Linked DNA regions of Homo sapiens: region 1 is linked to region 2. Evidence: chromatin loops called from intact Hi-C (ENCODE). Cell type or tissue: PC-9. All regions are shown on one strand. Each heading gives the region's core, and the rest is flanking DNA. Links, peaks and the distances in the headings are about the cores only.

Region 1 (17,440 bases), core at 5,343-10,342, 65 kb after region 2:
GCATCCCCCTGGTACCTGGTATCTGGAACCCTAAGTAATGCATATGAAAAATGCAGAACGGGCTGGGCGCGGTGGCTCACGACTGTAATCCCAGCACTTTGGGGGGCCGAGGCGGGTGGATCACGAGGTCAGGAGATCGAGACCATCCTGGCCAACATGGTGAAACCCTGTCTCTACTAAAATACAAAAAATTAGCCCGGCGTGGTGGTGCACGCCTGTAGTCCCAGCTACTCGGGAGGCTGAGGCAGTAGAATCGCTTGAACCCAGGAGGCAGAGGTTGCAGTGAGCCAAGATCATGCCACTGCACTACAGCCTGGCGACAGAGCAAGATTCTGTCTCAAAAAAAAAAAAAAAAAGAAAGAAAAATGCAGAACGATACATTCATGGAGACAGAAGGCAAGATTCTGGTTGCCTCAGGCTTGGGAGAAGGGGCAATAGGGGGTGACTGCTAATGAGTGAGGGGTGTCTTTTTGGAGTGACAAAATGATTTTGAAATTAGGTGGTGGTGACAGTTTATTCACAGTATATTCACAACCTTGTGAATATACTAAGATCCACTGAACTATACACCTTAAAACGGTGAATTTTCCAACATGGCAACAGGACAAAACCCCGTCTCTACAAAAAATCAAAAAATTAGGCCTGGCATGGTGGCTCACGGCTGTAATCCCAGCACTTTGGGAGGCCAAGATGGGTGGATCACCTGATGTCAGGAGTTTGAGACCAGCCTGGTCAATATGGTGAAACCCCACCTCTACTAAAAATACAAAATTAGCCGGGCGTGGTGGCACATGCCTGTAATCCAAGCTACTTGGGAGACTGAGGCAGGAGAATCACTCGAACCCAGGAGGTGGAGGTTGCGGTGAGCTGAGATTGTGCCACTGCGTTCCAGCCTGGGCAATAGAGTGAGACTCCGTCTCAAAAATAAATAAATAAATAAATAGCCAGGCATGGTGTCGCACACCTGTAGTTCCAGCTACTTGGGAGGCTGAGGTGGGAGGATTGCTTGAGCCTGGGAGGTCGAGGCTGCAGTCAGCTATGATTGTGCCACTGCACTCCAGCCTGGGCAACAGAATGGGACCCTGTCTCAAACAAAAAACAAAACACGGTGAATTTTCTGGTATGTGAATTCTACCTCAATTACATAGAAAGGGCATTTCCCTCATTTTCCCCTTTCCTAATGAGAATTCCTGTATAGGTGCTGGGAGGGACATACAGGTCCCCCAGCCCATGCCACACAGCCCTGAAGCTATTTCCAACTCCACCAAGAGACTTGGATTTCTTGGGGTCATAGAGAAACCACACCAGTTCAGTCACAGAACCTTGGACTGGCAGTGACCAATCTGCTCATTTTGCACATCACATTGCATGGCCCTGGCAGAACAGGGACCAGGACCCAGGCCCTCGACCTCCCACATCCACCATCTAGTTCCAGGTTCTTGAGCCACCCACCAGAATGCTCCCCCAGCCATTTTTATATCTAAGTGAAAGAGACAGCTGAGAAGAAAACTGGCCAACATCCATCCATCCCACAAATATTCCCGAGGTGCCCAGGGGACAGGTGCTGTTGGAGGGGCTGATTGCAAGGTGAACACTCAACATAGTCCTTGACTTTGCAGAATCAATAGTCTTGGGATTTTTTCTAGAGGGACTTTCAAGAACAGGGTGGACTCAGGGAACACCCAACCTTCTCTTCTTCCATCACCTCCCCATCTGTGTAGAGACCACTGTACTTGTTTTTTTTTTTTTTAAGAGACAGGGTCTCACTCTGTTGTCCAGGCTGGAGTGCAGTGGTGCAATCATGATTCACTGTAGCCTCGAACTCGGGGTAAGACAATCTTCCCACCTCACCCTCCCAAGTTCCAGGCTAAGAACTACAGGCATGTGTCACCAAGCTCAGCTAATTTTTAAAATTATTTGTAGAGATGGGGTCTTGCTATGTTGCCCAGGCTGGTCTTGAACTCCTGGGCTCAAACAATCTTCCCAACTTGCCCTCCTAAAGTTAGGGATTACAGGCATGGGCCACCGTGCCTGGCCTATGCATGCATTTTAGTAGCTCTGCAAACAGAGGAGGTGGTCCTGTGCCTCCCTCTGGAAATACTCTGGCTAATCCAGGTCTCTCCCCTCAGGAAAAAGTGATCAGACACCTCCGCCTAGACTGGATCCCCTACTGGAGGGGACAACGCTATAAAGGACATTATTTAACAAATCTAAACAAGAACGGTAGATTACAGTATTATCACAACATTAAACTTATATAAGTTGATAATGTACTGCAGTAATGTAAGAGAATATTTGTATTTTTAGGAAACAGTATTTAGGGATGAAGGGCTAAGATGGATGTAACTTACCCTCAAAGAGTTCTGAAAACAAAAAATTATACACACACCTACACATTCAGAGGGAGAAAGAGAACCAAAAAAAAAGGAAAGAATGTGGACTTGTGTCCTTTGTTAGTGATGTGCATGGAGGGAGGTGAAAATTTTCTCTCTTTCAAGTGGTCTCTGCCTCTTCTACAGCAGGACAGGGGAGAGAGGTGCATGCTTCCTGCCCTGTCCTGGCAGGGCGGTACCTGGAGCTAGGGTCTTAGAAGGACACTGCACCCACAGGCCCTGGCCCAGGTCTCCATGGGACCACTGACCCTTTTTTTTTTTTTTTTTTTGGACATGGAGTCTCGTCTTGTTGCTCAGGCTGGGGTGCAGCGGTGCGATCCCGGATCACTGCAACCTCCACCTCCCAGGTTCAAGCAATTCTCCCTGCCTCGGCCTCCTGAGTAGCTGGGATTACAGGTGCGTGCCACCACACCCAGCTAGTTTTTGTATTTTTTAGTAGGGACGGGGTTTTGCCATGTTGGCCAGGCTGGTCTTGAACTCCTGACCTCAGGTGATCTGCCCGCCTTGGCCTTCCAAAGTGCTGGGATTATAGGCTTGAGCCACTGCGCCCAGCTGCCAATGACCTCTTGCTTAGCCTCCAGGACATCCTGTACACTGTCCTCAAGGTGAGTTTTCGAAAATTAAAACCTGAGCATGTTGTGCACCTGCTCACATTTTGCAAGCCTCTTTTTCCTCATCTGTAAAATGTGAATGAATAATCATTTCTTCCTTGCAGGATTGTTGAGAGTTAAATGAGATACTATGCATGAAGAGCCCAACAGTCAGGTGTTACTGTAAGTGCTCAGTAACAGAAGCTACTATTATATGTATATGTATGTATATTTGTATGTCAAAACTGAGAAAAAAAAACTAAAAGGAATGAGCCAAAATGTTAATCATGGTTATATCTAGATGGTGGAATAAATGGCTGGCTTTAATATCTTTGTCTTATTTTTAGCTATGTAAGTTTTGCAATTAAAAAAGGTGTTTAAAAACAAAAATACAGATTTTCTGAAAAAATGGGTCCATCCAGGATTAGCCAAAAACTTCTGTTATAAAACTGTAGCTCTTGAAGGGCTCTAGAGACCAGGAATGGAGCCCACAGCTGCACTGTCTTATCCTGCACCTGTGGCAGGCATTGCGAATGGATCCCAGCACCCTCTCTCGGACCTCAGACTTGGGGAAATCCAGCATGGAGTAGGGACTTGCCCAGGGTCACTGCAAAGGTGAGGGGCAGAGCTGGGCTTGAGCCCAGGCCTCTGGTTCCCCAAGTGTGAGCCTGGTGCTGTACTTCCTGTGCTCTGAGGGAGCACCAGTGAGTGCTCTGTGAGTCCCTGCCCTGGCCTCCTTCCTGCACACAGCCTTTCCTTTCTCTGGGATCATTTCCTGGGTCAAAGGCCATGAGCAGTACTGTGTCTTTGGCTGTGGGGCACTGATTGCTCTCCGGGCCTTTAGACTCTGGCCCAGGGCCATGCCCCAATTTCCGCAGTGCGGTTTCCCAAGAAAAGCCAGATGAGCCAATAGTCAGGCTGCCCTCGGGCTGACGGGAGGCAAAGTGCCCAGGAGCCCCATTCAGACACACACCTCCCACCTCCCACAGACTCAGGGAAGGCGCCTTAGGGTTGGGCGTGGCTCAGAAGGGCCTAGCCCTAGACAGCTTCTCTTCCTTCTCAGCCTTCTCTTCCTTCTCAGCTGATGAGGGAAGGCTGCCCACTCACACCCCAGCCCACCCCAGCCCTCCCCTCCGCCCCACCTCCCCTGCCCTGCCCTGCCCTGCGCTGCCCTGCGCTGCCCTGCGCTGCCCTGCCCTGGGCTGGCAGATTGCTCTGCTTCTAAAAGGTTTTACGCTGAGGACCACAGGCAGGAGCGGACATTAGCCAGCCTGGTGGGCTATTGACTGAGCTGCTAAAAGCCTGTCAGGGACATTTATCATCAGGAGGCCATTTCCACCTTCTGCCCATTAGGCCAGCACTCAGCCAGAAACAGGCTTCTGATGGATGTGGTGTACAAGCTCTAAATCAGGGGAGACACGCCTGCTCCCCTCGCAGACCCCACAGAACCCTGGCTTGGGCCGCCCTGCCTGGAGAGGCATCACCTCCAAGTCTCCAAGGGGCTGCCCTGGGGCAGAGGGGGAAGACAGGACAGAAGGACCCAGGAGGAGTCAGGCGGGTGGGGGACCAGACTGGGGACTCTCTACGGCTGACCTCCATTGCCAGAAAGGGAGAGGTTGTGAGGCCACTGTCACGACCCTCAGCAGTCAAGGGAGCAGCTGTTCCTACAACAGCATCATAGTCATGGCCTCAAATGAGCATCCCAACAGCTCAGGGTGGAGACTGGGAGGCAGGGGTGGCAGGACGGGCAGAGGGAGGACACACAGTGTAGCAGAGGTGAAGTGGGCAGGCAGACTCTGGCTTCCAGGGGTGGAATCCCTGCCACATCCCTTACCATGGTGCAGCCTTGGGCAAGTGACCTCAGTTCTCTATGCCTCAGTTTCCTTATCTACGAAATGACAACAGTAGTAGCACCTCATTCACAGTAAAGCACTGAAGACGGTGCCCAGTACTTGCTAAGTACTCAGTACATTAGCCAGGAGAAGCTCATCACAGCTCATTACCATTACCCAGTTTTATTGTTGCTCAGTATGTTTCAGGGGCCAGGGGATATACTCACTGGGCAGGGGACAAACTGTTCTGCATGGGGACTCCCATCCTTTCCTACATAGCAGTGGCTCCAGGCATGCCCTCCATGAATGAACTAGTGGCTTGATTGTTTTCCTACTGGTGAATGCAGGCAGCTGGATCAGACATGTTCCCATGTCTATAAGAAATAGGTTTTTAAATGCTTCTTGGCTGGGCACAGTGGCTCATGTCTGTAATTCCAGCACTTTGGAAGTCCAAGGCAGATTACTTAAGGCCAGGAGTTCAAGAGCAGCCTGGGCAACAGGCCCCATCTCTACAAAAATTAGTCCGGTGTAGGGATGCACACCTGTGGTCCCAGCTACTCGGGAGGCTGAGGCAGGAGGATCACTTGAGCCTGGGAGGTCCAGCCTACAGTGAGCCATGATCGTGCCACTACACTCCAGCCTGGGCAACAGAGTGAGATCCTGTTTCGAAGAAAAAAAAAAAAAAAGCTTTTCTTTAGAAACCATAATCTAGGGAGTCATATATGTGCCAGGCCCAGTGCCAGCTGCGTTGCTCATAATATTTGATTTACCTCCCAACCACCCCAGGACATAGTACAAGAATTCCCCATTTACAAGTGCAGAGGCTGGGGCTCAGAGAGGTTGACAATCATGTACTAAGGACAGCAGAGCCAGGATTGGGAATGTTTCCTCTTATGGCCTGGTCTGCTCTTGCTGTCCTCACACCATGGTTATCATCATCATCATACAGGCCTTTCACTGAGGACATACTATGTGCCAGACTGCATGCAGGTGATGGCAGAGATGCGGTACTCACAATCCTGGGCTATAGGAGCCATCTACCTTATGGAGGAGGCAGGAAGGAATATACTTTGAGCTCAGAGGAGAGGCACACAAGAGACCTGGGGGATGAACCAGAGAAGGCTCCCTGGAGGAGGAGGACTTTAAATTGGGCCTTAAAGAGAGGGAGACTTTGACCAGGTCAGGTGGAGGGGAGGAATCTCAAGTCAGAAAGGCAGGGCCACAGGTAGGTTTTAAGTGGGAGGAGGCTGAAGCAGCCAGCGGGCACGGTAGGCTGGAGGACAGGGCAAGAGAGGAGGCTGAGCAAGAGGGGTGAGGCTGAGGGCATGGAGTCTACTCACCCTGCCCAGGGTGCAAGGCTGGACCCAATAGAGAGGTGGACAAATGGATAGGTGAGCCATGTCCTGACTGGAGAGGGTGAGATGTGGGACCAGGGACCGCCCAGAGGAGGCTGGGATTGAGCAGAGGGAGAGATGAGAGGAGCATTTCTTGACCCTAGGAATGGCAGCACTTCTAAAATGCACAGCACATTCCCATGATTTAGGGCAGAGCATCCTTCATCACCCCTCTCCTTATGAGCACCCAGATGAGCCTTTGGAGGGTTTACTGTAGAATCCAACATCCAGGGATGAAAGCGGTGAACCACAGCTGGTGTCCCCACTTGGTCACCTGTGGGGACAGGGAGCTCACTTCCTCCTGAGGTAATTCATCCTACTTTCAGACCTTGTGAATTTGGAGAAAATGTTTCCTACTTCGAGCCCAGTGTGGCCTCCAGGTGGCCCCTGCTTCCCCTCACTTCCCACTTCTGGTCCTGGCGTTGTCCTTTGGGGACCTATAGACACATCTGGGCCCTCTGTGGCAGGCCAACTCCTTGGATATTTGAAGACAGAGGACCCATTCCTTGAGTATGTTCTTGTCCAGGATGAACAAACCCCTAGAACTGGAAGAGACTTCCAAAATGCCAGACTAGCCCATACCCTGCCTTTCTAGAAGGGCAATTTGTATGGAGGGAACAGATATGTGCTATGGAAGGCTCTGAGGTTCCAAACAGTTGGCTAGGACAGGGCATAGAGGGCTTTGATGAGAGAGGCAGAACATTATCTGCAGGCAGCAAGGAGTCCTGGGAGGCATCTGAGCAGCGGAGTGATGTGGACACACATCGGCTTGAGAAGGGTCAGGTTGGCCTTGGTTTTTTGTTTGTTTGTTTTTTGAGACAGAGTATTGCTCTGTCGCCCAGGCTGGAGTGCAATGGTGCGATCTTGGTTTACTGCAACCTCTGTCTCCCGGGTTCAAGTGATTCTCCTGCCTCAGCCTCCCAAGTAGCTGGGACTACAGGCATGTGCCACCACGCCCAGCTGATTTTTTATTTTTGGTAGAGACAGGGTTTTGGTATGTTGGCCAGGCTAGTCTCGAATGCCTGACCTCAAGTGATCTCCTGCCTTGGCCTCCCAAAGTGCCAGGATTACAGGTGTGAGCCACCATGCTGGCTAAGGCTGGCCTTTAAGATCATGGCAGTGAAATGCTCCTCTCCACTCTCCCAGGCACCTGAAAGCCACGGTGTCCATTAGGCCCTCAGGCCCATGTCCCCTCTGGCCTGTCTACTCCCAGCAGGGTTCCAGGGCTGACCCCCAGGGGCTCTGCCTGCCCTTGCTTTCATTCCTCCCCACCCTCCACACCTCACAGCAAAGTCCACCTTCTTCACCCCCTCCCTGGAGTGACTCTGTGGCAGGCTGGGCCCCAGGCTCAGGAGCACAGTCCTGGCCTCTCCCCAGCCTTCCCCTGCTGCCTTTGTTCCCTGAGTACAGTCCCTGGTTGCCAAGGCTGCAGGTTGCGAAACTCACCTCCAGCCTCCCTCTAACCAGCTCACCCTGGGTCACAACAGGCAAGAGGGAGGGACCCTGCCTGCAGTGTCACTCCCTTTGGGACATCTGAAACTGCCTGGGGCAGCCCGGCCCCTCTGAGAAGGACTTCCTGCACGCTGTGGCAAGGCCAGACATCTCCCAATCTCAATGCAATTTATGTACTTAATTAAATCATTAGCTAGCTTGTCCCTTCCTTGTTCTCACATCACTCACCTACTGATACATCTCTGTGCCTGGCACAGAACGTAATCCTGGTAACAAGTAGGAGCTGATGCAAATCAGTGCCAAACCTCAGGGGCCTCATGTCAGTGAAGTGAGAGCAAGGCCCGAGGCCACACCCAGGTCTGGGCTCCCATTCGGGTCCTGGACACACTGCACAGGGTCCTCTGGGAAGTCATCTTCCTGAGCCTCAGCGACCTCATCTGTGCAATGGGGCAAGATCCCCTATAAATGGGGCTAATGTTCATAAGGTATCAGCATAATCACTCCAACCCTGGTTACAACATAATAAAGAGCCTCTAAGGCCTGTCTGTGCAGGTAAGTGCTATGGCATGGTGCCTGCACAGTAGTAATGGATGTGGTTACTTAATAAGAAACATATTGGCCAGGTGTGGTGGCTCATGCCTGTTATCCCAGCACTTTGGGGGGCTGAGGCAGGAGGATCCCTTGAGCCCAAGAGTTTGAGACCAGCCTGGGCAACATAGTGAGACCCCATCTCTACTTACAATAAGAAAAAATTAAAAAGAAACATCAATCAAATGCAAGATGTGGACCCCATCTGGACTTTGAGGCAAACAAACCACAAGCAAAGTGGCATGTATGAGGCAACCAGGGACCATTAACATGAATTAGGAATCAGGTGACACAAGAGTTATTATTAATGTGATCCTGGCATTATGGTTATGTCAGAAAATGTCCCTGGTTTTAGAATTGCATACTGACATGTGGTAGGGGGCGGGGGGCAGAGGTTGAAATGACAAAATGTCTAGGATTTGCTTTAAAATACTTCAGGTAAAAGGGATGAGTGAAGCAAGAGGGCAAACTTGATAATTCTAGAATCTGGGCTGAGGAAAGTTCATCATATTATTTTTATCTACTTTTGTGCTTGAGATTTTTCCATAATTATGAACCTGAGCTAGATTAGAGCCTTGCTATTGAAAATGCAATTGGCAAACAAGTAGATCGGTATCACCTGGGAGGAGGGAAGTCAGATTTAGCAAGTAAAACACAGGATGCCCAGTAAAATTCAAATTGCAGATAAACAACAAATATTTTAGCATAAGGAGGTTCCATGCAATATTTTACTTACACTAAAAATTTGTAAAAATAAATTGACAGTTTCTTATAAGGCTAAACATGCAACTACCTTATGACTCAGCAACCGCACTCCTGGCCCTTTATGCCAGAGAAATGGAGACTTACTTATATTCACCCAAAAATATGTACACAAATGTTTGTAACAGCTTAATCTGTAATAGCCCCAAACTCGAAACAACCCACTGGCTTTCAGTGAGTGAATGGTTATATAAACTGTAGTGCATCCATACCATAGAATACTATTCAGCAGTAAGAAAGGACACAGAGGCAGGAGTGGTGGCTCATGCCTGTAATCCTGGCACTTTGGGAGGCTGAGGCAAGAGGATCACTTGAGCTCAGGAGTTTGAGACCAGCCTGGGCAACATCATGAGACCTCGCCTCTATTAAAAAAAAAAAAGAAAAAAAAAAAAAGAGGCCAGGCAAGGTGGTTCATGTCTGTAATCCCAGCTCTTTGGGAGGCTGAGGCAGGCAGATTAACTGAGGTCAGGAGTTTGAGACCAGCCTGGCCAACATAGCAAAACCCCATCTCTACTGAAAATATAAAAACTAGCCAGGTGTGGTGGCATGTGCCTGTAGTCCCAGTTACTTGGGAGGCTGAGGCAGGAGAGTTGCTTGAACCCAGGAGGCGGAGGCTTCAGTGAGCCAATATCATGCCATTGCACTCCAGCCTGGGCGACAGAGCGAGACTCCATCTCAAAAAAAAAAAAAAAATAAGATAAATAAATAAATAAAAATTTAAAAAAAGAAAGAAGGAACACATAATTGAGGCCAGGTGCAGTGGCTCATACCTGTAATTCCAGAAGTTTGGGGTGGGTGGATCACTTAAGCCCAGGGGTTCAAGACCAACCTGAGCAACATAGCAAAACCTCACCTCTACATAAAAAATATACAAAAATTAGCTGGGTGTGATGGCATGCACCTGTAGTCCCAGCTATTCAGGAGGCTGCCGTAAGAGGATTGCTTGAGCCCAGGAAGTGGAGGCTTCAGGGCTGCAGTGAGATATGATCATGCCACTGCATTCCAGCCTGGGTGAAAGAGCCAGAGCTTGTCTCAAACAAAACAAAACAAAACAAACAAACAAAAAAAACAAAACACACACACACAAAACACAAAAAAAAATGATCAATACTCAATATATGCAACAACCCAGCTGAACTGCGAGAGAAATACAGTGAGTAAAAAAAGCCAAGCTGAAAAGGTTACATATTGTATGATTCCATTTATGTAACATTCCTAAAACGGGAAAAGTATAGAAATGGAGAGCAGGTTAATTGTCATCTGGGGTTAAGGAGGGAATGGGGGTGGAGGGGAACAGATCTTTGTGATGATGGAATGTTCTGTATCTTGACTGTAGTGATGCCAGTATCACAACAGTATGCTGTACTGCGTACTGTAGTCTTATAAGATGTTACCACTGGAAGAAACAGGGTAAAGGATACACAGAATTGCACTGTACTATTTCTTATAACTGCTTGTGAATCTACTATGATGTCAAAATAAAACTTTTAATTAAAAAGAAAAAAGCAAAAATAACGATTTGTTGTTTATCTGAAAGTCAAATTAAACTGGGCATCCTGTATTTTATCAGGCATCTCTGGGAGCTTGTTGGAGATGCAGATTCCCTGGCCCCACTTCAGACCCACTACATCAGAATCTGTGTTGTAACACTAAAGTATGAGAAGCTCTGATTAGTGGCTCCTGGGTGTGTTAGTCCATTTTGCATTGCTATATAGGAATATGTGAGGCTGAGTATTTACAAAGAAAAGACGTTTGTTTGGCTCACAGTTCTGCAGGAGGCAAAAGAAGCCTGGCACCAGCATCTGCTTCTGGTAAGGACTGCAGGGGAGCTTCCAATCATGCAGACAGTGAAGGGGGGATCAGGTGTGCCGCAGGCCACGGGGAGGTGTCCCAGACTGTTTTCAACAATCAGATCTCAGGTGAACTCATTATCACAGGGAGGGCATCAAGCCATTCATGAGCTGCCCCCATGACCCAAACACCTCCCATGAGGCCCCACCTCCAACACTGGGGATCACATTTCCACATGAAAATTGGAGGGGACAAGCATCCAAACTGTATCACAGCTCCTGTTGGATCTGGATTCCTAGGAGTCTGTGATGATAGCAATTAACATGTATCTTTGAGCTATTTATTATATTTCAAAAAGCCCAAAGAGAATCACACATTTTATCTAGGATCAGGCTGTGTAGGACAAGTGAGTTTCTTTTTCTCTTTCTTTTTTTTTTTTGAGAGAGTCTCGCACTGTTGCCTGGGCTGGATGGAGTGCAGTGGCGCGATCTTGACTCACTGCAACCTCCACCTCCTGGGTTCAAGCAGTTCTCCTGCCTCAGCCTCCCGAATAGTTGGGGTTACAGGTGGCTGCCACCACGCCCAACTAATTTTTCATATTTTTAGTAGAGACAGGGTTTCACCATGTTGGCCAGGCTGGTCTCAAACTCCTGACCTCGTGATCTGCCTGCCTCGGCTTCCCAAAGTGCTGAGATTGCAGGTGTTAGCCACAGCGCCTGGCTGACAAGTGAGTTTCAACCCTCCAGTGGCTTCCCACTGGACTCAGGATAGAGCCCAGACTCCTGCCTGGGCTTACGACGCCTTCACAGTCCAGGCCCTACTCCCCAATCTGACCTCACCTCCTCCCACCACTCTGTGGTCACAGCACATGTGTCCACGTGCTGACAATGCACAGACACACCAAACCCATTCCCACTCAGGGGAATGTTTGCATGTTCTATTTGTTCTGCCAGCATACTCTCCCTTTAGAGCCTCAAGTGGCTCTCGGCTCAAAGATCACCTTCCCAGGAATGCCTTCCCAGACCATCCTGCCTAAACTAGGTCCCCTCTCCCAACCCACGTCACACTCTATCACATCACACCAATTTATTTTCTTTATATCAGTTGTTAGTACCCATTTACACCGAGCAGTTCATGCAAGTTAGAAACAGTGACAGTTCTGAGAGTTTGAGTAATAAAAGGAAAACCAACTAATTATTGAATTAATTAAGAATGCAGTTTGTTTGGTGGACGTAATCTTTTACAAGCATGCAAAGCTTGGAAGAAACAAGTAGCAAAATCGGCCATCTATAGGGGGTCCTTCCCATTTTGACCTTTTTATGTCTTTCTACAAATTCCATTTTGCACTTGTCCCTCCCTAGCTCGAAACATTCTCTCTCTCTTTAGGATACAGGTCACATGCCTCACCCCAGCATTCAAGGCTCTGCTCAGCTAGCCCCAGTCCACTTCCTTAGGGTACTTCCCTTCTTCTCCTTCACAGATTATTTGTTCTGGCCAGACAGCTGCTCTCTGCATTGCTTCCTGAACATTCTATATACAGTTGCACCTCCATGCCTTTGCTTGTGCCCTTCCCTTTGCCATTTATACCCTCCCTATTTATTTGGATGAACAACCATGAGATAATTTGTGGAGTTAATGAAAATTTATGAGCAACAATTATGCACCCAACTACATTAGGAGGTACTAGCAGAAAAGCACAAAGGACTCTAATTCAAAGTAGTCAGGGCATGGTTCTAAGGAAAAAATAGGCTTGGAATATGTCCTAAAAAAAGAGAATGCTGTGGGAATTTGAGGGAGGAAGTAAAAGTGTCTATCCATGAATATAGTAAATATTTCCATCTATTGAGGTCATCTTTATTAGTCTTTTAACAATGTTCTATCATTTTCCTTCTAAGCGTTGCTTGTTTATTCCTAGGTATCCAATCTTCTTTTATTCTATTGCAAATGTTTAATTATATCATCTAAATATTCCCAGTATGTACAAATGCAATTCATTTTTGTGTTCTGATTCTTGTATCCACTACCTTCCAAATACTCTTATTTTTCTAATAATTTGACTACATGTTCTTTTGGGTTCTATGTAGACAATTATATATGTAAATAATAGCAGTTTTATTTCTTCCTTTTCCATCCTAACACTTTCAACTTTTCTTTCGCTATTTTTCTTTTTTTGAGACGGAATTTTGCTCTGTCACCCAGGCTGGAGTGCAATGGCGCCATCTCGGCTCACTGCAACCTCCGCCTCCTGGGTCCAAGCAATTCTCCTGCCTCTGGGGTTACAGGCATGCACCACCATGCCCGGCTAATTTTTTTTTTTTTTTTTTTTGAGACGGAGTTTCGCTCTGTCGCCCAGGCTGGAGTACAGTGGCGCGATCTCGACTCACTGCAAGCTCTGCCTCCCGGGTTCACGCCATTCTCCTGCCTCAGCCTCCCATGTAGCTGGGACCACAGGCGCACGCCACCATGCCCGGCTAATTTTTGTATTTTTAGTAGAGATGGGGTTTCACCATGTTGGCCAGGCTGCTCTCAAACTCCTGACCTCAGATGATCCACCTGCCTTGGCCTCCCAAAGTGCTGAGATTACAGGCATGAGCCACTGCACCCGGCCTCTTTTGCTGTTTTTTTTTTTTGTTTTTTCTTTAAGGGACATTTTTATTGCTCAATGTTTAGTAGTTAGAGGACTATTCAGGCTTTCTGTTTCTACTTGAATTGGTATTGACAAGTTACATTTTTCTAGTCTTACTGTGCAGGCCATGACCTTTTATCTTATTCCTGATTTTATTTTATTTTATTTATTTTGAGACAGGGTGTCGCTTTGTCACCTAGGCTGGAGTGCAGTGGCACGTTCATGGCTCATAGCAGCCTTGAACTCCTGGGCTCAAGGCAGCCTCCTGCCTCAGCCTTCTGAGTAGCTGGGACTACAGGCATGCTCCACTATGCCTGGTTAATTTTTGCATTTTTTGTAGAGATGGGGTTTCTCTATGTTGCTGGTCTCGAACTCCTGGGCTCAAGAGATCCACCCATCTTGGCCTCTCAAAGTGCTGGGCCCATAGGTGTGAGCCACCCTGCCTGGCCTGTAGATGCTTCTAACATTTCCCCTTTATGAATGATATTTGCACTATTTAACAAATAAGTCAAGTTAATAGCATGAATAATGTGACAAACTGACATCATGTGTCCCATGATGTAATGACCTAAAAATGATATACCACCACTCATGCAATATTCTTGCCAAAAATACATAAATGATTCTAATAATGAGGAAACAATTTGGTAAGTCCAAATTTAGAAACATTCTACTGAACAACTGACCTTTACTCCTGAAAAATGTTAATATCATGAAGTGATGAAGACTAAGAGATGACAACTAATGTGTGGTCCTGAATTGGATTCTAGATCAGAAAAAAAAGCTATTATAAAGGTCATCATTGGGACAACTGATGTAATTTGAATTTGGGTTGTATATTATAATTAGCATTGAATCAATGTTAAATTTCTAGGATGTGGTTATATAAGAGAATATTCTCGTTCTTAGAAGATACAGACCGAAGTACAGTATTTGGGGGTAAAGGGTCATCTCTATAACTTTTTCTCTTTTTTTGTTATTTTGAGACGGAGTTTTGCTCTGTCACCCAGGCTGGAGTGCAGTGGCACGATCTCAGCTCATTGCAACCCCTGCCTCCCGGGTTCAAGTGATTCTCCTGCCTCAGACTCCTGAGTAGCTGGGATTACAGGCACCCGCTACCACACCTGGCTAATTTTTTGTGTTTTTAGTAGAGACGGAGTTTCACCATGTTGGCCAGGCTGATGTCGAACTCCTGACTTCAAGTGATCTGCCCGTCTGGGCCTGCCAAGGTGCTGGGATTACAGGCGTAAGCCAGCGCATCCGGCTGATAACTTTTTTTTTTTTTTTTTAAGAGATGGGGTCTTATTCTGTCACCCAGGCTGGAGTGCAGTGGTGCTTTCATAGCTACTGCAACCTCAAATTCGTGGCCTCAAGCAATTCTCCTGCTTCAGCCTCTCGTATAGCTGGGACTACAGGTGTGTACCACTGTGCCCAGCTAACTAAAAAGCAATTTTTTAAGAGATGGGGTCTTGCTATACTGCCCAGGCTATATGTCTGTAACTTCTCTGTTTCCAAACACACACACACACACACACACACACACACACACACACACACACTCACACACACACCCCGAGAGGCAAAATGTTAAAACCGGTAAACCAGGTGAAGGTTAATCAGGAATTAGTTCAGTTTTATTTGCAAATCTTCTGTAGGCTTGAAATTGCTTCAAGATAAAAAGGTTTTAAAATGCTGTTTACTATAGGTCAGTGAAATTCTCCCTTATCCTTCATTTGCTAATTTTCTTTTTGTTGCTGCTGAGTTTTTCTCATGGCTGGGTATTGGGCTTTATCAAACACTTTTTCTCCATCTATGGACATGATCATATGGTTTTTCCTCTTTCACTTGCTAATATGATGATTTATCTTTATAGATTTACTAATATTAAATCACCTTTAGTTTCTGGAATAAATCCAACTTGGTCAGAATGTATCTTTTATTTACTGTAATTTGCTAGTAATTTGGCATCCATCTTCATGAGTGAGATTGATCAATATTTTTTTCTTTCTTATTCTGTCCTCCTTGTCTGGTTTTGGTATCAAGGTTACAGTGGCCTCACAGAATGAGGAAAGAAGTTGTTCATCTTTTTTATTTGTGGAAATGTTTGTAAAAGATTAGAATCTGTTCCTTGAAAGTTTTGTAGGATTTACCTGTAAAACCATCTAGGCCTAGAGTCTTTCTTATGTGTTTGTGTGTATATATATATATATATATATATACACAAATACATATATATATATATTTTAAATATATGTATGTAAAATATAAGAAACATGCAAAAAGTGTAAAGAATGAAAATTATCAGCTTAACAAATTACTGGAAAATAAATTACCCATAATTGCTACCCTCCCAAGCCAAGACATGAACCATTACTAGCACATAGGAGGTCTCCCACGAGATGCTTTCCAGTCGTAACCCTCTCCATCCCCCAGGGGTAACTGCTATTCTGTTTTTCATGGTAGTCTCTTCTTTGTTTTTCTTTAAAATTTCACTATGTAATTATGCAACTGTTAAAGTATGGTTTAGTGTAGGCTGTTTTTAATTTAAGGTTAATTAAATGATATAGTTTAAAATTTGTTTGGCTTATTTCACTCAACTTTATCTTTCTGACTCAACCATGTTGTTGTATATAACTACACTTTATTCCTTTTTGTGGTTTTGTACATTCACTTGTATGGATATGCCATAATTTATTTATGAAGTTCTTGGACATACAGGTTTTCCCAGTTTTGCAATAATACAAACAATGCTACTATGCACATTCTTATGCTTCTGTTCTGGTGGACAGAGCACCAGTGGTGAACACTGCGTGGTATAAACCTATGGTTGGTATTTCTGGGTCACAGGTATATGCATTTTCTTCTTCTTTCCAAAACAGGTGTGCCAGTTTACACTCCCATCAGAAGTGTCTGATCGTTTACACAACTCTGTATACTTGCTGTCATTTACTAGTGTTAGACATTTTTGACAATCTGATGTGTAGTGGTATTGCACTGGTTTACTAATGAGGTTGAGTAGTTTTTCAAATGCTTATTAGCCATTTGGATTTTCTTTGCTATGAAGTGCTGGTTCAGTGTTTTGTGGATTTTTCGGTACATTTTATACATTCAAGAAATGAGTCTTTTGTCATGTTTATTATATCCTTTTCCACTCTATAGCTCGCCTTTCCTTTTGCTATTTTCTTTAAGGGAAATTTTTATTGCTCAATTTTTTTTTTTTTTTTTTTTTTGAGATGGAGTCTGGCTCTGTCACCCAGGCTAGAGTGCAGTGGCATGATCTCAGCTCACTGCAACCTCTGCCTCCTGCGTTCAAGCAATTCTCCTGCCTCAGCCTCCCGAGTAGCTGGGATTACAGGTGCCCGCCACTGTGCCTGGCTAATTTTTGTATTTTTAGTAGAGACGGGGTTTCACCATGTTGGTTAGGCTGGTCTCGAACTCCTGACCTCATGATCCACCCACCTCAGCCTCCCAATGTGCTGGGATTAAAGGCATGAGCCACCACGCCTGGCCTATTGTTCAATTTTTAAAGTACATAAAGGACTATTCCTTTAAAGAACTATTCAGGCTTTCTATTTCTACATAAATCAGTATTGACAAGTTATATTTTTTAAGGAGTTTGCCCATATTGTTAATGTTCTCAAATTTATTGGCATACAGTTGCTTGTATTAGTTCTTATTAGATTTCAAAGCTCTGCTGTGATATTGTTTTTCTCATTCCTGATGCTTTTTGTACCCTTTCTCTTTTATTGTTGGCCAGTCTCTGCAGGGGCTTGTCTATCACCCTTTTCTAAAAACAAACTTTTGGCCCTTTTATCTTCTCTAATGTATCCTTATATTCTCTTTCATTGATTTTTGCTTTTTATTATCTCCTTCCTCAAACTTTCTTTGGGTTTATTCTGCTGCTCTTTGTTTGAATTTTTTTTTTTTTTTTTTTGAGACAGGGTCTCACTCTGTTGCCCAGGCTGGAGTACAGTGTTGAAAGCATGGCTCACAACTTCCCTGGGCTCAGGTA
Region 2 (9,746 bases), core at 1-5,000:
AACTTAAAAAGTTAGCCTTTTTGAAAACTGACATTACTCTCTTTTTACCTAAACTTTCTGTCCCTCCCAATCCTGTTTTTGCTTCACTTACAGCTTATCTAAATCACGTTATTTTTAAAATTTAAAAATGATTTCTGTGAAATATGTAATGTCGAAAGTAAACATCCCCTGCACTCCCATCCCACAGAGATTCCGATAATTAACAGTTTAGTAGACGTGACCCCAGCTATTTTCCTTTTCAGTGTATCTCCGTCCCCACTCAAGGTGCTGTCATGTCCTCTCTCTTGACACTACACATTGCAGGAGTTATTCTGCCAGCCTATCCCATCTTGGGCCTGCACATAGTACAGTGGTTTGAATTTTCAAACTTGTAGCAACCCGCACTCCATCACACACCCTTAAGCCTGGTTTTCAAGGCCTTTGCCACCTAACCCTCCTAATCTTTTGTTAAATCCCACCTGAGGCCAGACACCGTGGCTCATGCCAGTAGTCCCAGCACTTTGGGAGGCTGAGGCAGGTGGACCGCTTGAGGCCAGGAGCTTGAGACCAGCCTGGCCAATGTGGCGAAACCCTGTCTCTACTAAAAATACAAAAATTAGCTGGGCGTGGTGGCGGGCACCCATAGTCCCAGCTGCTCAGGAGGCTGAGGCAGGAGAATCGCTTGAACCCAGGAGGCAGAGGTTGCAGTGAGCTGAGATCACGCCATTGCACTCCAGCCTTGGTGACAGAGCAAGACTCTGTTTCAAAAAGAAATAATAAATAACAATAAAATAATAATACACGCTACCTGAGTCTTTCTACTGTACTCAGCTTTCTGGTCACCCTCACCAACAAGACTCACCCATCTTAGAGTGTCTTTTGTTGCATTCAGTGAATTATAGATAACGGATTAATTATTTATCATTTTCACCAAAGGATTGTTTTGAGATTGGGCTGTGTATATTATTGATGATATTTGTGCATATAGCACACTTGCTTTCAGCAGCTCAGGCTAATTAAATGTGACAGATGGTTTTTGAATGAGGTTAGACATTCATTTATAGTTCTGTTGTTACTCTTGGTGTATTGTGCAATGTGAAACATTCTTAAAATGCATTCTTTAGAATAACAGTAACCATTTTTAGAGCATTTACAATGTGCTGAGTGCTTCTCATGCATTTACAGCAACACTCAGCAGGTATTATTATCATCCCTAGGAAAGAGAGGCTCAGAGAGCCTCAGTATCTTGCCCCTGGCTGCACAGCTAGTGAGTGGCTAAACCGGGGCTCAACCAGATACGCTTCACCTGGAGAATATGCATAAAGCAGCATGATATTTAATGTTATTTTTCTTTTTCCATTTTAAAGGAATATCAGAAGCTCTTTCCTGACATTCCCATAGGGTATTCTGGGCATGAAACAGGCATAGCGATATCTGTGGCCGCAGTGGCTCTGGGGGCCAAGGTGTTGGAACGTCACATAACTTTGGACAAGACCTGGAAGGGGAGTGACCACTCGGCCTCGCTGGAGCCTGGAGAACTGGCCGAGCTGGTGCGGTCAGTGCGTCTTGTGGAGCGTGCCCTGGGCTCCCCAACCAAGCAGCTGCTGCCCTGTGAGATGGCCTGCAATGAGAAGGTGTGTCCTGCCGGACTCTACTCGGTTCTGCTGCCGTGTGTGGAAAAAGGATAGGCTGGCCTGAGAGGGATGGTCAGGACCAGCCCTCCCTGAGCCAGGCTGATGAAATGATCAGTGAATGTGCTCCCACCCGTGTCAGCTTCTTCAGGCTTCTCTTCAGTAATGCATGTCACTCTGGCCTGTAGCAGCAGCAGGAGACACATGTTATCTAACTTTAGCAGTTTCTCTGGCCACCTAGGGTCACATTAGAGTCTTCCACTAATTCTCTGAAGCCCATGGCCCCAGTACTCCTAGACTCCAGAATATGTAACAGGAGTGAGGCCCTGGAATAAGTCAAGTCTGGGCTCCCTTGGAGCAGGTAAGCCCTGAGAAACATTTAGGCACGGTGTTCCCTGAGGTACCAGAAGAGCCTGTGGCATTTCCTAAGCCAGGGTGGCACTGGTGGGAAGGGCAGTGAGTCGTTGCAGAGGTGGGTGGGTGATGATGCAGCTATTCCTTGTGCAACAGTGACCTTCAGACAGAGGAACTGGTGGGCCTAGAAGCACTGCCTGGCATGCTGACTATCAGGGCTTCCTGGAAGCCGTGGCCTGGACCTTCTTGCCTTCTGAGTCATAGAGCCAGGCAGGCATCCTGGGGCTGCCAGGCACACACACACCTAACCTGTAGGCTGTCGGGGTCAAGGCAAAGACCAAACACCAGGCATGCCTGGGACTGTTGTCACCTTTTATTCTAGTGGGGCCTACCTGCTTCCCCAAATCAAAGATGCATCTATACCAGGAAATTAAAATAAAGTAAAAAGAAATAGTTTCTTTATAGAGGAAACAGGAGAGAATTAGACCAGAAACCAGAGTAAGATTTATAACAGCTGAGCACTTAATTTGGCTCTCTGAGCAGACAGTAAAACATAACAGGATGCATGATTATCACTTGACATTTTTTCCTGGCACCACATTCCAAGCAGAATTGATTCCTTGTACTCTTACGTGGAGGATATAGAGTAATAAAACACGTAATTTATTTGAAAGCATTTATAGAGAAGACAAACACTGGTCATGAGCTTCAGGTACCCTTCATTCCCTCATCTGCCTGTATTATCTGCCCCTTCCTCGGGGGCTCCTTTTCTTGCCATCTGCATAACAGCCACATTCACCATCTTATGAGTCCTTCATATTTCTATTTTACCAAACAAAGTGGCGGTAAGGTGTGTGCCCTGGAGAACGGTGTGTCAGGAGTTAAGAATCTCATCCCTATGTTATGTTTCATCTTGGCTGTCTGCAACCCTGGCCAAGTCACCCACCCTGTATGGGCCTCAGTTTCCCCATGTTTACAATGAGATACTGAGCTGAATGGTAACCAAAAGAATCAGAGTTTGCATGTATTGAGAGCATTCTATGTTCCACGTACATTCTGTAATATCACCAATCCTTACAGTCATCTGACAGGATAAGTTTCCATTTGACAGAGAAACTAAAACGTGGCCTATACCCCACAGACTGGGATTTGAACCTGGCTCCGCCTACATAGCCTCAGCCCTTTCCTTTGCACTTTGTTGTAAAGGCTCCTCCTCTGAGTCTCTGAATTCAATCTATACTGGTTGAATTCCTGCCATGTATGAGATATTCTGAGCAGTGTAGGGGGCAACAGAGTGCCTGCTCCCAAGGTACTGCCTGGGGAAGACTGATCAGGGACCTTGAGTGTAAAGTAAAGTAGTGTGCACTAGTTACTTCTGTGAAGCTGGCACTGAATGTTCATTTTGTCCACAGCTGGGCAAGTCTGTGGTGGCCAAAGTGAAAATTCCGGAAGGCACCATTCTAACAATGGACATGCTCACCGTGAAGGTGGGTGAGCCCAAAGGCTATCCTCCTGAAGACATCTTTAATCTAGTGGGCAAGAAGGTCCTGGTCACTGTTGAAGAGGATGACACCATCATGGAAGAATTGGTAGATAATCATGGCAAAAAAATCAAGTCTTAAAAATAAAGTGCCATTCTCTGAATTCTCAGTTCCCTTGCTGATGCTGTCAGGTGTGTTTGAGTGAGGCGAGGGCAGGAATGGCGGTCTCCAGGGACCTGGCTGTCATCCACCTCCACCTGCTCCTTAGACAGCAGATGTTTCTGGGCTAGGCCCTGTGTCAGCCCACTGGAGACAGAAAAAGATCCAGTGATGCAATCTCTCCTTCAAGTTGGCCAGCTTAGTGCACTGGCCAACAGTGCATTATAAACAGAGCACCAGAAGAAGGGGTGGTTCCAAACAAAGTCCATATCCTCCAGTTGCTGGGTGGCTGCAGAGAGGGGTGAGAGCTGGCTGCACATGTCCTTTCCTTTAAGCCTTCATTCTCACTTCCTTACAGCCCTTTACTTCTCCATTGTCTTTATCCCTTTCCTGCCCTTGGCCTCTGTGTTTAGTTGGCATTGTATAGCAGTCACTCCACATCAGAGAAAGGACTGGTCAAAGGATCTTGTAGGCAGAAAATGCTGAAAGCACTCCTTTCAGAGCAAAGAGAGGGAAATGGCATGTGTTCCTTCTCTGAACAAATATTGAGGGCCATCTTTGTGCCAGGCACTGCTTTAGGCACAGAGTATATGGCCATGAACAAGCCCCAATCCCTTCCTCAGAGAACTTCCATTCAGATGGGGGCAGATGCATAAAAATCCATAGCATAGTGATTCAGTCACACAATATGTTAGAAGGTGGTATGTGAGCCAGGCGTGCTTGTGTGAGCCTGTAATCCCAACTACTTAGGAGGCTGAGGTGGGAGGATTGCTTGAGACCAGGAGTTCAAGCTATAATACGATCTTGGATGGGAACAGGTGGGAGTCAGGGTTTGTTTACACGTAAGTGAGAACTTTAATGAGTTATCTTCAGAAGCAGTGAATGCCCCATCCCTGGAGATAGTTAATCAGGGAGCAGCTGACTACTACCAGAAGGCTGCGTAAGGAATAAGATATGAGTAAAGGCCCTTCTGGGTCTGGGTGCTAGGGACTTGAAGCAACATGAACTGGAGGGAGCTGTGATGTGGACACGCTGAAATCGGTGGGGAGGAAGCGGAAGATTCAAGGGACCTCAAGAGACAGAAGAGTCAGGACTGGATGACTCCCATTCATTCACAAATGTTTACTGTGTGCCTACTATGTGTCAGGTTCCTGTGCTGTACGAGGGAGAAGGTTCCCAGGCTGCGGATGATGTATTCAGGATGCTGAGGGCTTACCTGTGGGGGTATCACTGGGTGCTAGGGACTTGAAGCAACATGAACTCCCAGTGAAGACCATGGTTAAAAGGGACATTATTCACATTTTATTAAACCAAATATTAGAAAATTGCTGTCATTTAAAAATATCTGCAAGCAATTTGCCATATCAATAAAGAAATGTCTACAGATTCAAGTCTGAAAGAGAAGAAGGTAAGTGATCAGTAACCCTTACAGACATGGAAACCAAGGAAGCCTCATTCCTGTGCTGAGAATATTCTAGTAGCTCCTGCTGCTGCCACATGGCAGCTGGGAATACCAGTAGTCTCAGCACTCGGTCAGTACCGTGCAAGCTCCCTTGGGAATGCTGATAAATCCTGGCATGATACAGCAGTATATATGTTTTTTTTGTTTTTTTTGAGACAAGAGTCTTGCTCTGTCCCCAGGCTGGAGTGCAGTGGTGCAATCTCAGCTCACTGCAATCTCCGCCTCCTGGGTTCAAGCAACTCTCTTGCCTCAGCCTCCCTAGTAGCTGGGATTACAGGCATGCACCACCACGCCCAGCTAATTTTTGTATAGGACTATAGTTTTAAGGCAAGTTTATAACCTTTGGCTCATTTGAGCCTCACAGCACTTGGTAGGTAGTGCTATTATCCCCATTTTATAGATGGCACTGAGAAGTAAAAAGTGACTAGCCCTGGTCACACAATTGATATGGACTGAAACTGCCGCTTTCTGGCTATCACGGGCCTTGACACAGCTAGTTTGTGACCTTTACAGTCTAGCTCTGTCTCTGCTACATGAATCCCAAATTTTTGAATCAAGTTCCCCTCTGGGCCATAAGGCCTCATCTCAGACCCCCAAGGAAGGCAGTCCAAAGGTAGACTCAAGTCTCGCAGAGTAACCAGGCACTAGGAAAGCATCATGGGCAGTAGCTCCACGAGAGGGGCCAGAGCACCAGGCACTGGCCAGAGACCAGCTGCATTCACCCTGAGCAGTAGGGCCTGGTGGCCATGAGCACAGACCTGGAACTCACAGCCTGGGCCCAGACTCCAGCTCCACCACTAGCTGTGCGACCTTGGGCAAGTGACTCTGGGTCTCCATTTTGCCATGTGTAGAATTGGGAAAACTTTCTACCCTCTAGGGCTGATGAAAGGATCAGATGAGTTTAGTCGTAAAGCATTAAAACAGTGCATTATAAACTATTAAGAGCTGTTATTACTTGGCCCCTGCAGCTGTGGGTCTGGGAAGAGGTCTTGGTCATCAGGGATGGGCAGAAATGTTGGGGTCAAGTGTATTCATCTTCCCTCTGTCAGGAACACCCTCTGCCTGTCACAATTCAGTTTGGGCCATTCCTAATAGAATTAATTTCCCCTTTTTCTCAGGATTCCTGCAGCATAGTGCTTAAAACTCTGTCCAGCCAGAGTTTTAAAGTCTTTGGTTAGAAGTTAAGGTGTTTGCAAGGTTCTGTCTGCCTGGTATTCTGCTACATTGTCTCATATCAAAAGTGCCATTTTTAACTCAAAAACTATTGAAAATTGTCAGTTTTATATGGTTCAAACTAATGCACTGAAAGTCTATTTAAACCACGAGGATTCGGCGACCTTGGCCTCCCACCAAGCACCTATGAAGATGCTTTAACAGAATATAACTTCAAAACCGTCTAGGGAATTGACAAAACAGGACGCAGAACCTTCAGAACGGAGACACAAATCCCTGGAAAGAAGCCTCCCACTCCCTGCTAGCGAAGGTGGCCTCCTGTGAGGGCCTACTGTTTTCTACCTCTGTCACTTCATTCCAGACAGCTGGGCACTCTGGGTTTCCTTGGCAACATCTGGATCTAAGGGTGCTCTTACCCTTTTTGTCCCAAGACAGTTGGGAAACACCACCCCCTTTGGTTGCTTAGCAACTGTCACCTGCTGATTCCTTCCCAAAATCCCCTGAGAAATGAGTAAGCAGGTTGAAAGCTGGGCCTAAGGGCTGGGCCAGGGGACAGGTCAGATGCTTGCCTGGGGGTGGGTGAACGGGGCACACGTCTGGCCCCCCTATATCACCCCGGGGTAACTTTACGCAGCTCTGCTTTCTTTCAGGACCTCAGACTCCCCAGATGAGATCTGGCTGGGTGACCTGTGAGGCCCGCCTAACTCAGCTCTTCTGTTACTCAGTGATAGGCACCTGCTGGTTATTAATTCACTGCTTGGGAGGGAAGGGGCTTTCTGGGAACTTTTCAGGGTGGAGAGAGTATAGGACAAAGCTGCCCTTCCAAAGCCTCCAATTTAGTTGGAAAGACAGGTCCCAGATTTGTGGCTCTGATAGTGAGATTCTTGTTCCTTGGTTAGACTTCCTGGCGCAGGTAAGCCTGCGGAAGACTGAGACAGGTGAAAAGACTTTTCTGCATGAATGTGCTGGCAGCAGAGAGGTGTGGAGGTGGAACTATGCGACACATTTCTGACTGGAGAGTCTCTAAGAAGAGTGGTAGGAGCTAGGTGAGGATAAGTAATTTTGGGCAGACTAGACAAGCCTTGAATGCTAAGGTGAGGCGCTTGTATTTTTTTTTGTTATTTCATGGAAACTCCTGGAAGCCTTTTCATAGCTGAGGGGTTAAGTGAAGTTTTAGGAAGATCACTCTAGTTTTAGGGTGGAAGATGAGGACTGGGAGAGGGTTCAGACCAGGAACTGCTAAGAAGCTCTTGCAGCTTCTGGAGGGAGCTGTGATGTGGACACGCTGAAATCGGTGGGGAGGAAGCGGAAGATTCAAGGGACCTCAAGAGACAGAAGAGTCAGGACTGGATGACTCCCATTCATTCACAAACGTTTACTGTGTGCCTACTATGTGTCAGGTTCCTGTGCTGTACGAGGGAGAAGGTTCCCAGGCTGCGGATGATGTATTCAGGATGCTGAGGGCTTACCTGTGGGGGTATCACTTTGAAGGAACTGGATTAAAGTAGTGTAAGTGATGGTGGGGTGAGGGTGCGGAGGTCTGATGAGAGGGCAGCAGCAGACTTGTTTAGGGCCTGTTTGAAACTAGCCTAGGAGAGGAAACCTTCAAAGCACTGTAGGCGTGATTGGTCGGGGAAAGCTGGGGCAGGGAGAGGGCCCTAAGAAGCAGGCAGTAAGGGGACCAGCCACGCTGATCTAGGTAGATTAGGCGAGACTGGGCAGCTGCGGCGTACCTGGAGGCTGTCACGCCGGTCCTGGCCCCTAGGGCAGCCGGGGGATGCTGATGGCCCCCTCCCAGAGCCGCAGGGCCGGGTAGAGCGGCTCCTGGAACGTGGCGCGGAAGGTATGCAGGTGGCTCATGCCGCCCGTCACGTCGTAGAAGGCGAGGACGCCGGCCTCGTAGTCCAGGAAGACGCCGAGCCGGTCGAGGTCGTCGCGGGGCCGCAGGCGGCTGCGCTGGCCGTCGTGGAAGGCCCAGTACTCAAGGTCGTAGCGCTTGAGGCACCAGGACTGGCGGTTGCAGCCCAGGCGGGCGGCGGCCGAGGCCCCGCGGCGCCGAAGGGAGGCGTAGGCCGCGCCCACCCACCAGCCGGCGCCCGCCTCCTGCACGTCAACCTCCCAGTAGTGGCGGCCGGTGGCGAAGCAGTCACGAGCCAGCACTTGCCAGAGCGCGTCGAACCGCAGCACGGGCACGGGCCCCAGGCTGCCCAGCAGGCCGCAGCGCACCGTCAGGCGATCGGCGGACAGGCGCAGGCGCGCGTGCATCGTGTCAGGATCCAGCGTGGGCGTGCGCGCGTCTGCAGGGGGCGAGACAAGGGACGCACCTGGTGGGCGGGGCCAGCGCGGCGCCCCGCCCCCGGGAACCCACCAACGCACGTGCAAATCACAAAATGCGAAGCGCGGAAATGGCCCAAGGAAGGGGTGACAGACCCCTTTAAACCGCGACTGCCCCTGGGGCGGGGTCTTGGGGAAAGGGGAAGAAGAGATCACTCTGCTGCACATCCCTTATACTGTCTGTATTTTGTGCCGTGAAATTTGTTGCCAATTAATACAAATTTAATTAAAACTAATCCTATCACTGTTAACATTAGGGTGTGTGTACTTCCTATCTTTCCCCTCCCCTTGCTGCTTTATAGCTTTTCTTTTTCTTTTTTTTCTTTTTTTGAAACGGAGTCTCGCTCTGTTGCCCAGGCTGGAGTGCAGTGGCGCGATCTCCGCTCACTGCAAGCTCCGCCTCCCAGGTTCAGGCCATTCTCCTGCCTCAGCCTCCCGAGTAGCTGGGACTACAGGCGCCCACCACCACGCCCGGCTAATTTTTATAGCTTTTCTTAATATTGGTGTCACACCATACATGACGTTAGGTAATCTGCTTTTTAAAATTGATTGATCTACTTGTGAGGCATTTTGACACATCATAATATCCTTTCACAAGAGCATTTTAGTGGAGATTCTAAAATTTTGATGTTTGGACGCATAACTTAGTCCTCCGTTTAAAAAGCTTTTGAAACCACTAATACAATTACATTTTTACGTATCTGATTGCTTCTGTAGAATATACTCCTAAAACAGGAATTGCTGGGTCAATGGGTATTTTTTTAAGGTCTTTGATACATATTGCAAAACTATCCTCCCCAAAGTTTGTAGTGATTTAAACTCTCATTAACATTTCTCTTTGCATTACACCATGTATGTACACATGAAGTTTTTTTTGTTGTTGTTGTTGTTGTTTTTTAAGTCTGGATCACAGGGTATGTGGATATTCAGCTTTCATAAACAAGGCCAAACAGTTTTCCATGGACATTTGGATTGTTTCCGTGTTGCCTATTGTGACTAATGTTGCTATAACTGTAAACGTGTAACAGAGACTGAGTTTTCTAAGAAAAAGAGCATTTTTCTAAGAGAAAGAGAATGAATTATTTTTAAGATTTTCCCCCTTTTTCTCCTGTCTCCCACTTCCTACTTAGCTCTTTATTTTTATTTTTTTTAAGATGGAGTTTCACTCTTGTT

What was found. A loop is a pair of places that touch in the nucleus more often than their neighbours do. Peaks named below come from ENCODE experiments on the same cell type or tissue, not always from the same donor. Only the 100,000 strongest peaks of a DNase experiment are listed, where the experiment ranks them.
Region 1: it touches region 2 in a loop (4-fold over the local background); 9 of 110 quality-filtered maps call a loop at or near these places.

The regions. Positions count from the first base shown.
Region 1 is chr9:98,138,707-98,156,146 of GRCh38, forward strand. All of the region lies in intron 2 of CORO2A (coronin 2A), which reads right to left. Among named protein-coding and RNA genes, the nearest start is that of TRIM14, 28 kb to the left of the region's middle. RefSeq lists an enhancer at 3,419-3,468. In PC-9, for the core only: no CTCF peak of the experiment used is centred there; DNase peaks (open chromatin) are centred at 7,745 and 9,995; H3K27ac peaks cover 4,280 bases.
Region 2 is chr9:98,079,470-98,089,215 of GRCh38, forward strand. It overlaps NANS (N-acetylneuraminate synthase), which reads left to right. Exons shown (of 6, transcript NM_018946.4): 5 at 1,347-1,613; 6 at 3,377-3,608. The coding sequence ends at 3,586. It overlaps TRIM14 (tripartite motif containing 14), which reads right to left. Exons shown (of 6, transcript NM_014788.4): 6 at 4,884-8,536. The coding sequence ends at 8,001. Among named protein-coding and RNA genes, the nearest start is that of NANS, 28 kb to the left of the region's middle. RefSeq lists enhancers at 7,464-8,138, 8,139-8,812 and a silencer at 8,222-8,491. In PC-9, for the core only: no CTCF peak of the experiment used is centred there; DNase peaks (open chromatin) are centred at 1,499 and 2,192; H3K27ac peaks cover 1,792 bases.